Linked DNA regions of Homo sapiens: region 1 is linked to region 2. The links are chromatin contacts, found by Hi-C or POLR2A ChIA-PET in ENCODE. All regions are on one chromosome and are shown on one strand. Each heading gives the region's core, a stretch centred on a gene start or an enhancer-like site at or near the end of the contact. The rest is flanking DNA. Distances are from core to core; before and after follow the strand shown.

Region 1 (3,330 bases), core at 485-2,984, 410 kb before region 2:
AAAATAAAAATAAATAAAAATAAATAAAAATAAATTTACCCAGTGAAGAATCACTTGAGCCCAGGAGTTTGAGGCTGCAGTGAGCTATGATGGTGCCACTGCTCTCCAGCGTAGTTGACAGAGCTAGATCTTGCCTCAAAAACAAAACAAAACAAAACAAACCATAATTTACCCAGCAAGTGTTTTTTATTTTTAACCTCCTTCAGAGAAAGACTAACAAGCGTTTATATATTGTCATATGCCAGGCAAGAGAATGGTATCTTGCTGTTAAGAAGCTTGTGGTCTAGTAAAAAAGTTATAAGGCATGTGATAAAACATAGTTAAAGCTTGGAAATGATGCTATAGGAAGGTGATATAGGCTGGGCATGGTGGCTCACACCTGTAATCCTAGCATATTTGGGAGGGTGAGGCAGAAAGATTGTTTGAGCCCAGGAGTTCAAGGTTGCAGTGAGCTGTAATTGCAACACTGCACTCCAGCCTGGGTGACAGAGTGGGACCTTGTCTCAAAAAAAAAAAAAAAGAAAAGAAAAGAAAAGAAAGGAGTGTAAATGGCTGCCTTGGTAGTTGAAGAACATGAGAAGGAAGTATTTGAACTGGTATTTGAGGATGAGTAGAATCTAACTACAGTAATGCAGTGCATAAGATGTTTTGGTCAACAACAGACCGCATACATGATGGTGGTTCCATGAGATTATAATACCATATTTTTACTGTACCTTTTCTATGTTTAGATATGTTAAGATACACAAAACTTACCATTTTGTTGCAGTTGTCTACAGTATTCAGTACAGTAATATGCTGTACAGGCTTGTAGCCTAGGATCAATAGACTCTACCGTATAGCCTGAGGGTATTGTAGGCTATACCATCCAGGTTTATGTAAGTACACTCTATGATTATGCAACCACAAAATCACCTAAGAATGCATTTCTCAGAATGTATCCCCATCGTTAAGTAAGGTATGTGGAAATGAAGAGAGGGGCATTTTAGGTAGTGGGAACAGTCTGAGAAAAGGCAAAGATGTGGAAAAGCTTAATAATGACACTTTATGGGGAATGGTAAATCATGCTATAGAAAAGACTCTAGTCTCTAGACAAAGTCTAGTTTACCAGTAGTATCAGAGTTAAGAGTTTCCTGTTGGGGCCGGGTGCAGTGGCTAATGCCTGTAATCCCAGCCTTTTGGGAGGCTGAGACGGGCGGATCACTTGAGGTCAGGAGTTCGAGACCAGCCTAGCCAACATGGTGAAACACCCCGTCTCTACTAAAAATACAAAAATTAGCCAGGTGTGGTGGCCGCCTCTAATCCCAGCTACTCGGGAGGCTGAGGCAGGAGAATCGCTTGAACTCAGGAGGCAGAGGTGCAGTGAACCAAGACTGAGCCATTGTACTGCAGCCTGGGCAACAGAGTGCGGCTCTGTCTTTAAAAAAAAAAAAAAAAAAAAAAAAAAAAAGAGTTTCCTGTTGGTCTTACTATCTTTAGAGCAGTGATAAACAGTCATTTGTTTAAAGGCTTTGCTACTCACTGCATGTAGTCTGTAGACCAAGCGACATCAGCATCACCTGGGAGTTTAGAAATTCAGATTCTTAGGCCCCATCCCTGACCTACAGAGTGCGAGTCTGCATTTTGACAAGATCCTTCATGGGTTTGTTTCCACAGTGGTCTAAAGTACAAAAGCAATCCTTGGCCTAGTGTGGTGGCTTACTTTGGGAAGCCAAGGCAGGAAGATCACTTGAGGCCAGGAACTTGAGACCAGCCTAGGCAACACAGTGAGACCCTGTCTCTACCAAAAAAAAAAAAAAAAAAAAAGCCAGCTGTGGTGTGTGCCTGTAGTCCCAGCTGCTCAGGAGGCTGAGACAGTGAGACAGGAGAGTCACTTGAGACTGGGAGGTTGAGGCTGCAGCGAGCTTATGATCACACTATTGCACTGTGCCACCGCACTCCAGACTGGGCGACAGAGCAAGACCTTGTCTCAAAAAAAAAAGCAACCCTCCTTCTCAACATGAATCTGTATGTCATATGAAACTAAAAATAACAAAGTTGAGTAATCACTTACTCTCAAAGCACATGCATTAAGAAAGCACCCCCTTCCTGAGTTAAGTAATTCTAGCTGGTATGATTTGGGGTGGGGTATGGGGATAGGGGAATAAAAATCATTCAGAATATAAATTTTTAAGGTCTTGTGACATGACAATGATTTGAGGCTTCATTTCGATTTTTGATATAGTTAGCAATAAAAACTTTAGTGAAAACTTATTGTTGATGTTACGTGCTTTTCTAGGCACATGTCACTTCCCTGTCAAGGATGAGTAATATTTCCTCTTTATAGTATATTGTTTTTTTACAACATTTAGAGTGATTAACTCTGTTCAAGCTCTTTTTTTTTTTTTTTTTGAGACGGAGTCTCACTGTCACCCAGGCTGAAGTGCAGTGGCACAATCTTAGCTCACTGCAACCTCCATCTCCCAGGTTCAAGCTATTCTCCTGCCTCAGCCTCCCGAGTAGCTGGGACTACAGACGCCCACCACCACGCCTGGCTAATTTTTGTATTTTTAGTAGAGATGGGGTTTCACCATGTTGGCCAGGATGGTCTTGATCTCTTGACCTCGTGATCCTCCCACCTTGGCCTCCCAAAGTGCTGGGATTACAGACATGAGCCACTATGCCCGGCCGCTCTTTTTCCAATATAAAGCTAATGCATGTCTCAGCTTGCCAGCTCTGTGACACCACTTTGGATGTGGTGGTGGTTTTCCATTAGGAATGATTTGGGAGAGGTTAGGCAGTAAAGTTGCACGTAGAAGTAGAGTTGTGTGACACGATTGTGATATGGTTATTTGAGTAGAGGGTGGGAAGAAAGCAGACAGAAAACTCTCCTATGAAGCCAGTGCCTGCCTGGATGTGCTATGACATCTCTGTAGATGGTGTGGTCAAAATAATAGTGGGCCTGGGAGGAAGAAAAGCAAGGGTGTGTCACATCCAAACCAGGTCTTTTCAGCTTCTAGAAAAACCCATGATTTTAAAATGTAGCCATTGTTTTTCTAGTAGAATCCTATTGCCTGACTTCTTTATAAATATTTGATTAAAGAAAATCAAATACCTCTTGGCTTTACTGCCTTGTACTTGCCTCTAATGTTCTTTAATGTAACACGAGTTTACATTGTGAAGTTAATTTGGTAATTATTGCTTCTTCATTCAATAAATGTGTGTTTAGCAACTTGTGTACGAAACATTTTGTGTGAGACATTGTATATAGAAACAAATGAGACAAGATCTGTACTCTTAAAAGCCTTGGCCCGGCATAGTGGCTCATGCCTGTAATCCTAGCACTTTGGG
Region 2 (3,013 bases), core at 253-2,752:
CCAGGCTGAAGTGCAGTGGCACGATCTCGGCTCACTGCAACCTCCACTTCCCGGGTTCAAGCAATTCTCTTTCCTCAGCCTCCCGAGTAGCTGGGACTACAGGCGCACGCCGCCATGCCTGGCTAATTTTTTCTTTCTTTCTTTCTTTCTTTTTTTTTTTTTTTTTGTATTTTAGTAGAGACGGGGTTTCACCATGTTGCCCAGGCTGATCTTGAACTCCTGAGCTCAGGCAATCTGCCTGCCTCGGCCTCCCAAAGTGCTAGGATTACAGACGTGAGCCACCACGCCCGGCCTGCTCGCAGTATCTTATCTTTGTGCTCTTGCTGCAGTTCCCTTTGGGTTCCATGTTTTCCTTGTTCCTTTCCATGCCTAACTGGATTGCTGAGTTAAGTTTATGATTATGAAATAAAAACTAAATTAAAAAAAAAAAACAGGGTCTCACTCTGTCGTCTAGGCAGGAGGAGTGCAGTGGCCCGATCATAGCTCACTGCAGCCTCGAACTCCTGGGCTCAAGCGATCCTCCCGTTTCAGCCTCCTGAGCAGCTGGGACTACAGGCACACACTACCATGCCCAGCTAATTTTTACTTTTGTAGAGACTGGAGGCTCTCTCGCACAGGCTGGTCTTGAACGCCCGGTTTCAAGCAATCCTCCCACCTCGGCTTCCCAAATTGCGGAGATTACAGGCATGAGCCACCATGCCCAGCCGCCCCCAGTTTTGATGGCTAAAGTTAACGTGAGTGGCCCTGTTACAAATAGGAAGTCCCGGGCCGGGCGCGGTGGCTCACGCCTGTAATCCCAGCACTTTGGGAGGCCGAGGCGGGCGGATCACGAGGTCAGGAGATCGAGACCATCCTGGCTAACACAGTGAAACCCCCGTCTCTACTAAAAATACAAAAAAATTAGCCGGGCATGGTGGCAGGCGCCTGTAGTCCCAGCTCCTCGGGAGGCTGAGGGAGGAAAATGGCGTGAACCCGGGAGGCCGAGCTTGCAGTGAGCCGAGATCGCGCCACTGCACTCCAGCCTGGGCGACGCAGAGCGAGACTCCGTCTCAAAAAAAACAAAAAACAAACAACAACAACAACAACAACAAAAACAAATAGGAAGTCCTGGCAACCCCTGCAGGGGCATTCGGTGATTTTTTTCACTAGCTAGCCAAAATTGCGGCTCCCAATGAGCTTTCTTTCACCGAATGTACTCGAAGCCAGGTCTTAGACTTACTCCCTGAGGAAAGAGGCTGAGTTGTTCCGTCTGGGTTCCCGGCACCCTGCACTGGGAGGAATACTCAAAAGGCGTTGGTAATGTGTTAATGGACAGAGGGACACACGTGTCGAATGCTCCTCGGTGGCCCCGCCCCCTCCGGCCCGCCTTCCCTCCTCTCCGCTGAGTGTGCTTCCCCTCCGTCATCCATCGCTCGGCGGTCTTCTCTTCTCCATGGGTCTGCTCTGCGCGTTCCATCGAGTTTCTCGGCCATCGCGCGCCTGCGCCATTGGGCTGTCAGTCAGAGGCGGCGTGGAGATCGCTGGGAGCGGTTGCGGCGTGCCGGGAGCTGAGTTATAGCTGTGACTTCTGCCCTGCCAGGCCGCACACAAGCTGGCTGACCCGGGTGAGCAGTGCGGTGGGGCCACTCATCTGAGGGAGGCGGGCATGTCGAACTGGGCCGAGGTGGACCCGAAGGGGTAGGAGAGGGTGCTGAGCCCCGAAGTTGTCAGCTCGACTCCCTGCTCGACCCGGTGTAGCTGTGTCCGAAGTAGAAGGGAGGTTGGGGATGAGAATCCGAGCCAACCACCTTATGCAACAGATGGAGGAACTAAGTTTCTAATCTCAGCTACTCGAGAGTCTGAGGCAGGAGAATCGTTTGAACCCAGGAGGTGGAGGTTGCAGTGAGCCTAATTCGCGCCACTGCACTCCAGCCTGGGCAACATAGTGAGACTCTCCGTTTCAAAAAAAAAAAAAAAAAGAAAAGAAAAGAAAGAAACGAAGTTTCGGGGAGGGTTCTGCTTAAAGTCACAGCGAGTGAGCGAGCACCAGACCGGTACCAGACGCCTTTAGCACTGTGCCTGCACTCTTTCAGCCTCAGCCCTTCATTCATTTGTTCAGCCTGCCTTTAGTTGTTTGGATGCAGGGCAGTGAAATATAGGGAGGAGCAGTGAGGTCTCTGCCTTCAGGCAGCACACGTGGAATGACAGACCAATTCTGATACAGTTTTCTTATCTATTTACAACTGGAAAAGGCATGAGTGCTATGATGCAGGCAAGTCTGAGATGCGGTGAACACCCTCTCCAAAGCTTGGGAGGCAGCGAGACTCGTTGCCATGATTCCCGTCAGCCATAGTCGTGGCAGTGACATGAGCATTTGACAGTCTGCCTGGTAGCATGATTAGTTATGTTCATGATTACTATTCATGCTTCCTAGGTTGCCTTTCTTCACCCAGGGCCTCCTTGAGAGCTGGAACCTCAGTTCCTAGTGACCTGGGTTCTAATGCCCTTATGCACATGTTTGAGTTTGACTCTTATACAGTTGTGAAGTTCACAGGTCCTCATTCCACTTTGATTTCTGGCATCTGACTGGGAATACAGTGATGATGCACACACAGTCCAAGAAAGTCACTCTTACACTCTTATGTAGACATTTAAGAGACATTAATGTTACACTTAAGTAGACATTTAAACACATACGTGCAATGAAACCCGTAAAGGCTAAGAGAATCTGCACATGGCAGAATGGAAGCACTTCGGGAAAAGGAGTCACTTCTGGAGGGGTGGGAACGGTTAGGAATGGCTTTGTAGGCAAGAGGATTCTTGAGCTGTCTTCAAAGTTTAATAGGTGATTACTAGACACAAGAGAAAGGCAGACTAGGAAGCAACAGTAGCAGTGCAGAGACCAGAATTATGAAGCAGCATGGCTCAATTAGTACGAAGGTTTTCCATAATCTAGTCTCTGTCTAGTAAAGCAAATACAAATATAGTGCTTCTCATAAGATGGACATTATTGGCCGGGCGCGGTGGCTCACGC

Evidence for each region. A loop is a pair of places that touch in the nucleus more often than their neighbours do. ChIA-PET counts read pairs that join two places held with the same protein, here RNA polymerase II (POLR2A). Pooled maps may share reads with other maps.
Region 1: a pooled map shows a loop between it and region 2 (4-fold over the local background). The contact joins the enhancer-like site here to the promoter of EIF2B3 in region 2. A Hi-C loop is called at or near these places in 2 of 50 pooled maps. POLR2A ChIA-PET finds 5 or more read pairs at or near these places in 2 of 52 experiments (B cell and activated CD4-positive, alpha-beta T cell).

Annotation. Positions count from the first base shown.
Region 1 is chr1:45,392,800-45,396,129 of GRCh38, reverse strand. The region is part of intron 3 of TESK2 (testis associated actin remodelling kinase 2); the gene reads left to right. Among named protein-coding and RNA genes, the nearest start is that of TOE1, 54 kb to the right of the region's middle. RefSeq lists an enhancer at 2,069-2,138. Within about 2 kb of position 1,734, at least 12 of the 41 ENCODE cell types and tissues checked have a DNase peak (open chromatin) inside an H3K27ac peak, as active enhancers do; they include B cell, where a contact is called at or near this core.
Region 2 is chr1:44,985,084-44,988,096 of GRCh38, reverse strand. EIF2B3 (eukaryotic translation initiation factor 2B subunit gamma) reads left to right here and starts at 1,502. Exons shown (of 12, transcript NM_020365.5): 1 at 1,502-1,604. RefSeq lists enhancers at 1,159-1,208, 919-1,500, 1,459-1,728 and a silencer at 1,279-1,368.